2 separate regions of the Homo sapiens genome follow, and region 1 is linked to region 2. Evidence: read pairs that join two places in POLR2A ChIA-PET (ENCODE). Cell type or tissue: CD4-positive, alpha-beta T cell. All regions are shown on one strand. Region 1 overlaps CBLB (Cbl proto-oncogene B). Region 2 overlaps CBLB (Cbl proto-oncogene B).

What was found. Peaks named below come from ENCODE experiments on the same cell type or tissue, not always from the same donor. Only the 100,000 strongest peaks of a DNase experiment are listed, where the experiment ranks them.
Region 1: POLR2A ChIA-PET joins it to region 2 with 5 read pairs; 5 of 35 experiments call an interaction of 5 or more read pairs at or near these places.

What each region holds. Positions count from the first base shown.
Region 1 is chr3:105,744,145-105,749,144 of GRCh38, reverse strand. It overlaps CBLB (Cbl proto-oncogene B), which reads left to right. Exons shown (of 19, transcript NM_170662.5): 6 at 3,107-3,228. Among named protein-coding and RNA genes, the nearest start is that of CBLB, 120 kb to the left of the region's middle. In CD4-positive, alpha-beta T cell, no CTCF peak of the experiment used is centred here; a DNase peak (open chromatin) is centred at 1,984; H3K27ac peaks cover 2,445 bases.
Region 2 is chr3:105,859,982-105,864,981 of GRCh38, reverse strand. All of the region lies in intron 2 of CBLB (Cbl proto-oncogene B), which reads left to right. Among named protein-coding and RNA genes, the nearest start is that of CBLB, 6.5 kb to the left of the region's middle. In CD4-positive, alpha-beta T cell, no CTCF peak of the experiment used is centred here; a DNase peak (open chromatin) is centred at 2,601; H3K4me3 peaks cover 357 bases.

The DNA.
Region 1 (5,000 bases), 120 kb after region 2:
TTATAGAGAAGTAGATGGTTTAACTTTTGCTGATCTTTTATTTTTATAAAACTTTAAAAATTAAGTGATTTTCTTAAATGTATTATATTTATTAAATCCTTACATTTATATATTCTGTATGAAAATATGTTTTGCTAATACTGTGTGACTGCGGGAACATACATTCAGCTATAGCCATGATATTAGTAGTTAATTGGCAGTGACTTCTGACTAAATTATTGGGAGTGGGGTATTTAGCAGAAAGGGAACTGAAGGTGAGCAAGGTACACTTAGAATTTGGGGTCTGAAGTAGAGAAACTAGCAGAAGAAGGAGCCAGTGGGGGGGCAGGAGATGAAGTTGAGAATTGCAGAGGGAATGAAAGAAGTAAAAATGTTTGCTTCCTCTTGGCTTTCATTCTTATATGCAGGCAGAACCTGAACAAATACTTGGGAGTCACTGGAGGGATCTTACTGTGGTCACCTTCCTCATTTCCTCTTCTTCCTTCTTTCCTTCTCTTTATCCTTCTCTTTTCTCTCAAAGTCACTTAGAGATGCTGGAATCAGCACATGCTAATATTAGTCCTGGAAAGAAATTATAGGGATTTTGCTTCTCCCTTCCTTCTCCCTGGGGCTGTTGTTCCCCTTTTCCTCTATATCCCCACTGTTAGAAAAAATGGGGTCACTGAGAAATGGGGCACTACATTTGGGGGTAGCAGGATAAGGACGGAGTATTTTAGTAGAATATCCTATTGACTATGGAATGTGTAGCATCAATGGAATAGTGAGGAAAATCAAAGAAGAGGAAAGTCCTCAGTTGTAGTAAAGAATTATAGAGAGTGTCTAGGCAGACCAGCCAAGGACCCTCTTCCAACTTAAGTTGTAAGTCAGTAACTGGCTCTTCTTGAAAATAGTAGCATTTGGGAGAATGGAGGGACTTGTCTCCTTTATTCACTTCATTAATTTCTATAGTCATTTAAAAGTATCTAGATAATTTTATGTTCTTGTACACAAAAAAATTTCTTCAATCTGAAAAACAAAATAAAAAAAAGTTACTCTCCAAAGCACTTTGTTTTGCCTTTTTTAAGCCAGTAGTTGTCGAAATACTTTAAAAAGAAAAAGCACATAAGTACTACATGTTTCTGTTTTGAATGGGCTGCATACAAGGAAAACAATACACAGACTCATTCTATTACATAAATATTTTTGCAATTAGAAGCTGGCCCTCTGGATTATGTACTAAGAAATGGTTGCTGAATACTGTAGCAGTTGGCTCAAAACTCCAACTTAATTTTTTTACTTGTATTTTGATCTGTGCATTGGTGCTCTATAAAGTTTAGCATTTTTTTTCAAACACTCTTCCACTAATTTGTGTGGACTTTAATGGAAGTGACCCAAATATTTGTTTGGTATTTCTTTCATCCTTGTCCTTCATAGATGGGTAGAACAAAACAAAACAAAAACTAGGGTCTAGAATAACAGTTATTGCTCAGTTTTTTAAAATATATGCTGACATTTTCCAAGTAATGTTTAATGCAGTTTTTAGTCATGCATTAGGAAGAAAATTAAAAACATGCATTTTTTTCAACCTCTCATATTATTATTCTCTAGAGCGCCTTTCTTGCCCAATTAGGTATTTTAGTGTGATGGGGAAATACCCCAAAGATTTTTCTTGTTATGTTGAAAAAGGCTAAAAAACTTCATTATTACTAAATCATTCTTTGTTATCCTCATCTCAAGGGATATAATCCTTGCAGAATTCTGCCTTGTAAATTTGTAACTTGCTTAACAATAATGAGGAACAAGTCTCAAAACAAACAAAAGCAGGAACTTTCTACCAGTAATCATGTCTAGGATGACTGCTTTAACAGCTTTAACATGGCAACGTAAAAATACTTTTTTTTTCTTTTATGTAGAAGATTTAATAATCTGGCACATCAGATAGAGTATGCTGCCAGTTCCTTGGAATAAATGTAGCGTCAGCCTTAAAAAAATCGCAGAGATGATTCATCCACACCCTTGAGTAAAGTTGTCTATCACTGACTGCCTTTTTTCTCTTGCCCTGGTAACTGGAGAGACAACTAATCAGATTAAAGAGAGAATGATACAGTGGTACAAACCAAATACTTCTGTGAAAAGTTTTGTTTTTATGTAACTCACTTTTAAACCCTAAACCTTTCCTAAGCTTATAGTTCTGTACAGTTAAGCCAGATGTGACTACTGTAGTGTTAACACTAGCCTTTTACACAAGTCACTATTTAGAGGATCTATCTGTTCAATGACAATTATCCCTGGCTGATTACTATTATCTGACACTTGCATTGGTCCTGGCATCCCATGGGTGAGCAAGACAGGCATGTCCCTTGCCCTTATGTAGCTTATGGTTAATGTGTAACCTTTGCCAAGTCATGCAAGTTCTATGATATGGTTTCTTACTGTGTAAAATGAAGCAGTTGTTAACAGTTAACAGACATACAGGGAGGTGAAGAATATGGCAAGAGGTAACAATTTTAAATACACTGGTCAGAGAAGGCTTCATTGAGGAAGTGACATTTGGAGACAGGAATGAGATGGATATTTGGGGGAAGAAAATTCAAGTAAAGGCATCGGCAAATACAAAGTCTCTGAGGGGGAAGAGGGCTTTTTTGTTCAAGACAATAGCAGGCTGGAGAAGATGCAGAAAGTGGGAGAGTTATAGCAGATGGAGACAAAAAAGGGAACTGCTGGGGATCAAACCTTGTAAAGTCCTTCTAAGTGATATATGAGGACTTTGACTTTTATTCAAAGTTAGAAGGCTTTGAACAAAAGAATTATTTCATTTGTGTTTTACAATGGTCACAAGTGCCGTAGCGAGAATAGGCTGTGTAGAGAAGAGATTTTGTGGTTTTCTTTTTTGTTCTCTGTATTCTCTTCCTGAAAAATCTGTTTTCTGCCTAATCATATTTCTGTAAAGAACAATAGACTTGAACGTCTGCTGTTAAGTAACAAAGGTTGACCTAAACCACATAAGGTCAGATTAACTTTTAAAATATCCAAGATAATGTTAAGTGTATTAAATATGGTTCAGTATGTAATCAAAATATTTGATATTCTCTAGATACTAATCTCTTTTAATTTTTTTATTTTTTAGCCTTGGGGCTCTATTTTGCGGAATTGGAATTTCTTAGCTGTGACACATCCAGGTTACATGGCATTTCTCACATATGATGAAGTTAAAGCACGACTACAGAAATATAGCACCAAACCCGGAAGGTAAGACTTTTTAGCAGTAATATTATGTGATATATCCAAAGATGAAAAATTCTCCATGGTTTGTTCCTAAGTAAGTCAGCAATACCCGCTGATGGCATGCTTGGGAGGGGGCTAGAAAAGGTAAAAGACCAAAATGGTGCTTCTTAACATAATGTTTTAAATTGATACATTGTGCTTACTCTGAAACTTGGTATTCATAAAGTGAAAGGGGATATGGTCTCCTTTCTGTTTTCATGATATCCGTGTTTATGTGCAAAATTGAATGTATATATTTGAATACTTGAATACTGTGCTAAAGAACAAATAAATAGAACAGTCTTATGTTCATTACTTTAGGGTATTTTTAAGACATTCATTTAGGCTCTCTGATAAATATAAGTACATATACATGCACATGAACACATAAATATACATGTAAGTTTATGAACAAATACATGTATGTACATAAGCATATATAAACCTATTGTTATAATCAAAACCAATTTCGTGTCCTTGAAAACTTTTTTCATAATGCCTCGTGTTTTATTATAGCCTCAGAATTTATATTTTATTTTCCACATGATGAAACTAAATGAGACTTGGAGAGGTTGGTCAGCCCCTGTGGCTTTGGCCAAGAAATTACACCTTATTAATGGCAAATCTGGATCCAGAAAATCTGTCTCTTCCATGGTTCAGTGCATTTTCCCATGTATTTCATCTAAAAATGCATTAGGCCCATAGTAGGCATTTGTGCTATGGCAGGCAGTATGCTGAGTACGGCAGTAGGGATATTAGAGACCTGCTTGTCAGAGTCCTCACATTTCAGATGCTATTCTGGTATTCATTAGTGCTCTGATTTTCATATAGAGAACATTCCATTTTAGGGATGAATTTGGTGCTGGTTTTTAAGACTGCCTTTTTTTTCTAGTATCATTTTTATTTGGTTTATGGTGTATATAATGTTTGTACTTTATAACATTTTTGTTTTGTTTTGTTTTGCTTTGTTTTTGAGATGGAGTCTTGCTCTGTCACCAGGCTGGAGTGCAATGGCACAATCTCTGTTCACTGCAACCTTCGACTCCCTGGTTCGAGCAATTCTCCTGCCTTAACCTCCCAAGTAGCTGGGATTACAGGTGTGTGCCACCACGCCCAGCTATTTTTTGTATTTTTAGTAGAGATGGGGTTTCACCATGTTGGTCAGGATGGTCTTGATCTCCTGACCTCGTGATCTGCCCACCTTGGTCTCCCAAAGTGCTGGGATTACAGGCGTGAGCCACCATGCCTGGCCAAAACAGTTTTTTTTTTAAGTGCAAGCCAATAGTGCTGATTTTTTCTTCTCTGCCATTATGAAAATTTCCATATTTTTGTCTTTTTAAGAATTTATATAGTGTATTTGAAAAAGGAGCTAGTGAATACAAAAACAGTTTGGCTTCCACTGAAATCTTCTATTTAGACTAAGGAGAGTTAGTTCTCATTGTAACCATGAGAGAAGGTCAGTTATTTTGCATATTGACAGTGGTTTAGATGAATGATTTTCTTTCATTCAAGAATCTCTCATGACCAGATTTTTCCATAGTTTTTACTCTCTTGAATGACATCATATAAAGTATCTTTCTTGCTCTTGGCGTATGATGTGAAAAATGTGTTGTGGTTGGAATTATGCAGTCATACAAAATTTAACATGTGAGTTATTTGATAAATTTTCTTGTCCAATCATAGAAATAATGAGGGAACTGAGGCCTTTATTTTTGGTTTTGTTTTCTTGTTCAGTATCATGGAGAACATGAATTACA
Region 2 (5,000 bases):
TAAGTGTATAGTTAATATTTTTTTCTTATGAAGCCTCTTTGCAAGGGTAGATCTTGGAAGTATAAATATGAACACAAGCTTCAATTTCAGTGTGTTTCAGCTACCAATAAAGTAAAATAACTATTTTTACAGGGAATAATGAAGCAGTCTTGGGTTGTAGGGGAAATATCTAGTGAGTATGTAGTTTTACCATTTCTTGGCCTCTGGAATTTAAAATGGTCAATTGAAATTCTTTCCAATTAATGTTCTGTTTTCAGAGGGCAGGCTTTTGCTCTAAGGTCACTGAGAATAGGAGAGCGTAATTGCTCAGTTGTGTTCCTTATAAGATGTAGAGTGTTTTGTAACAGAAAATCAGTAGCACAGAGTTAGCATAGTCTATGTTTTGAGGAAAAGAATAGTAGATAGTAGCATATCCCAAAACATCCCATTACAGATTTTCTGGCCTTAGCTCTGTGTATGTGTAATTTGATAGCCGACCCAGAAGCCCTCACATCAGTGGATGCTTATTTGATACAGTGATAGAAGTATTAATCATGAATACATATCTAGGTTCAAGTGCGCCAGAATGAAATGTGGAGTCTGTTCTGAAGCTACTCAAGAGACAAGGTTTCTTAAACACTTAATAAACATTTTTTGAGGGCCTACTGTGTTTCCACTGAGTGCTCGTTACTGGGGATATGAAGCTAGACAAGACATAATCCCGCCTTTGACCTGTCAAGGAACTCAGAGAACAGTATCAGAGCCAAACACATAAATGGATAATTGCCATGTAGTATGGAAAGGGCTATATTACAAACCCCAAGTACAGTGGGAACAGAGTAGAGAACATCCTCCTTGTTTTTCTGGCCAGTGTTGAGACAGTTTTCTGTCTGGATTCTGCTGGCCATTGCCTTTTAGGAACAGCATTATTGTGTTCTTGTTGGAAATGCTGAGGTGAGAGTAAGGAAATGATTACTAATCAGTATGGTTGGAATGATAATTTATTAATGTGAGGTTCCTGAGCATGGTTTTCATAAGAATCTTAGCCAGGTGATGGAAAATAGAAGAAACAATTTTCCATCTAATAGATACTAAATGTACTGAGCATACATGGATGCTTAGGAAATTAGAAAATAATTAATTGATGCTGAAGAGCAAAGCACTCTGAGTACCTGCCTCAAATTTTTGTTTTGCTGTCCTCGTCATTTATTTTAAATTACATTACCAAAAGAATTTAAAAAGCATTTAGGAAGTGATGATGCCCAGTAGGCTTTTCCTGCCTTTTGCCCTCAGTCTATTTAGTACATTTTTCAAGCTTGAAATATAATTTACACTCCTTTTAATTTAATTGTGATCATAATATATTTTAAAGTTTGTCAATCAAGGATGCTTGGATTATATATAAATATTTTAAAGAATACAAGTCAACTTTCTTTTCTAAGCTGAGTTCCTCATATCTCTGAAAGATATTCCATGTGGACTAAGACAGGTTTTAGATGCCTGTTGTTTGTGTTTACTAAGTTGGAGACTCTTACATTCCTAGAGCCTTAAAACCAGGGATATCATTCATTTGAATTATACTTCTTGACGTATTTCCTTTTCCTCACTGAAGTTGTTCCACCTTAGCAGAATCATGGGTTGTGGTAGACTTGGTTAGGGGATAATAACAAATTGTCTGGACAGTTTTGTTTAGTACTCAGTTCAGTTTTGAATTTGTGTTGTGATAAATGAAGTGATCCCAAAGTTTGGTACATGACTTCTTAGAAAAGCTATTGATAAAGTGAAAGATTTAAAGGAATCATATGAAGACTTACCTTGGTTTATCCCTGTGATATAAGGCATTCATATAATGCAGGCCTTAATCAGTTAGTAGTCTTTTAAATATTACAGAATTTTTAGCATTGAGATTTTGAATCTATTTCTTTCTTCTTTTTAGAAGGTGCTTTATGTGCTATCTGTTGATTTCATCATTCATTTATCAAATCTCAACTATGGAAAGACAGACATTTCCAAATAGCTATGCCATAGAGTAAAATGTAGTAAGTGCTTTAAGGTAGTATAAATAAAGTGCTGAGATGTAGTACGTGGTAGAGGTGAACCGTTGCTTGCTAAGGGTGAAAAGTTGGTGTAGAATGAAGCATGGAGGAGGTGCTGGCCAGCTCATGGGTTGGAGTCCAGTGAGATGGAGGACATGTTAGGTTGAAGGAATGATAGATTGTTGAGTAAGAGAGGGGAAGTTAGGGTAAGATGATAGAGGTTTTGATTGCTTTTGTCAAATAATTTTGTCTTAATTTATTTGGTAGAAAACCATTGAAGGCTGTTAATCAGGGAGGGAAAACTTCAGGGCTGTGCTTTGATAGAATACTTACTTGACTCTGTAAAGCTTGAATTAAGAGAAAAAAACTGAAAGCAAGAGTAATGATCAAGAGGAATTAAAACAGTCTGGGCAAGAAATAATGAAATGCTGGCCTAGATACTTGGAAGTAGGTGTAGCAAGTGTTGGTTCAGATGTGGGAGGCATTTTGGAGGTAAAATCTACAGGTCTTGGTGACCCCTTAGAATTAGAGGATGAAAGAGAAGGTGCAGTGAAAGTGACTCTTGAGGTTTTCAGCCTAGTTGACTCCGAAGGCAGTGATGCACTTAATGAGGTAAGGAACGTAAGAAGGAAAAGAGGAAGTGTGCGGGTTAGTTTTTGGCCATGCTAAGTTCAGTGTACCAGAGTGAATTTCATTTAAAATCAGAAAATTAAGTGTACAGTTCAAGAGAGAAGTAGAAACAAGAGACACATATTTGGTAGATATTCTCATAGAGATAGCATTTCAAGCTATATAACTGTCAGAGATTTCGGAGGAAGAATAGAGGGAGCAATGCAGAGAAAAAGTCAGATAATTGAATTCTGGGGAGATTGAGGGGTGTAATTAAATACCAGAGAAGGAAAGAGAATCCTACATAGATTAGTGATGAGAAAGGTAGAATTAAACCATAATGACATCCTAGGTACAAACAGCTTTAAGAAGAAGATAAAATCTGAAGTTCTGATAAAACTAAGTTCAGATTCAAGTAGAGAAAACCAAACAGGGTGAAAAATTAAGAAGTCATTGAATTGTATGATTAGAGGCCATTATTGACCTTTGTGGAGCAGTTTAACTTATGTGATGGGGTGAGATTAAAATGAGTATGTGGATTATTTAAAAATTGTTCTAGAACTGTAACAACAATGAAAAGGAAGGGAGTTCTGTTAGCTTGAGGATTTGAACATCATTGAAATAACTCTGTGTGTGTGTGTGTGTATGTATGTGTGTGTGTGTGTGTGTGTGTATGTGTGCACACACCATAGGAGAGGTTCAAAGATTGGTGGGAAAAAAAAAAGATTGATGGGAAAGGATGTAGTTAGGGAATGGCCTAAGATGCAAGGGAAAAAGAAATAGTTGAAGCAGTAGCATTCTAGATTAAACTGTGGGAGGGAAAGAGTAGGAACAAGTAGAAGGGTTAATCTTGGCGAATAAATGTAACTTCCACTTACACAGGAGGAAAGCAAGGGAATATACAGAGAAGTTTTGAGGGAATTTGTAAATTTTATATTGGGTTGTCAGGAAGTGATTTAAGGCATAATATTTATAATGTTTAAACCATGTTTTTAATTTTTATATCATGAAATATGCAATATATGTATTTTAACTAGTCTTCTAGCATTTAAGTGGGTAAATAAGTAAAAAATTAAAATGGAAATCAATTCTCATCTTTAATATTAAGTTTATCTTATTATACACTTGCTGTGACTTAGAGGATGCCACAGTGCTATTTTTATCTACTCTGCTTGGGCATATATTAATAATATTATTACAATTTTACTAAAGGTTTTTTTTGTTTTTAAGTATTTGTAGGTTGCTAATTTTTTTCAAGTAATGAAAGACACATTTTGAAAATATCCAACACATTTTATAGGTTTTTAACATAGTTACATTTAGATGATTGTTGAGCTTATATTATCTTACAGTATCAATGAAAAAAGTATTAATAGTTATAATATTCTACCTGTTAAAAGATTTAAAAAAATATTAAAGCCCTACGTCTTTTCCTGAGAGCCTCTTGGGTTTGAAGAAACCAGAGGATTCCATGTCAGCTGACAGGAACACTGACCTGGGCTTAGCCTTATTTCCTGCTTTTCTGCACAGAACATTCCAGGCTTTTTAAGGGTTTTAGGCAGCATGAGTAACTTTATGAGCTAAAAGAGCTTCTAAAAATCATGATCCTCAACAAACTGTTCAGTGCCCTTGGTCTAATTTTCATACCTTTGCAAAATCTGCAGGGATTTTGCCTTGTGATGGAATGTAAAATATGGAAGGGAGAAGAAATATTAAGAAGGAGATAGGGCTAACTATGTTCTGGACACAGTGCATAGCACTTTACATTTCCTCTTGTAAGAATTATAATATCCTAAGAGGTTTCCCGAAGAAGAACCCTGCCCAAGGTTGTAAAGCTAGTAAATGTTAGGGCCAGATCCTAGGTTTGCTTGATTCTAATGTCTGTGTTCACAGTATGAAGAGTGAAGCACACTGCTCCATGGAATAATATGATGCTTCCTTTTTCCAAAGGAAGTAAATCAAAAGGGCATTTCCCCTCCTCCACTTCCATATTTGATATTATCAAATTCTTCTCCAAACTTTGTACTCATTTTTAGGCAGCTTTATTCAATGTAGTTGTGGATATGCTATTTGTAATATAATTTTCCTGAGAGGTTCGTCCTTACCTTGTTTGCTTCCTCCTCCTCTTCCTCCTTTCTGCCATCAAATATTTGTTGCACATCTACTATATGCAAAGTTCCATATTAGGTGATAGAGAGAGACCAATGAGAAAGACTGTTCTTCACTTTCAAGGAAGTTCCATTCTCATTTGGAAGAAAGAGAGTGAACAGAATACACAATTGATATTTTAATTACAACTAGTCAGTTCTTTAATGGTGCTTCTTAATGTCAATCTTCTGAAGACATCTTCGTGGAAAACCATAAAGGTCTTGGTAA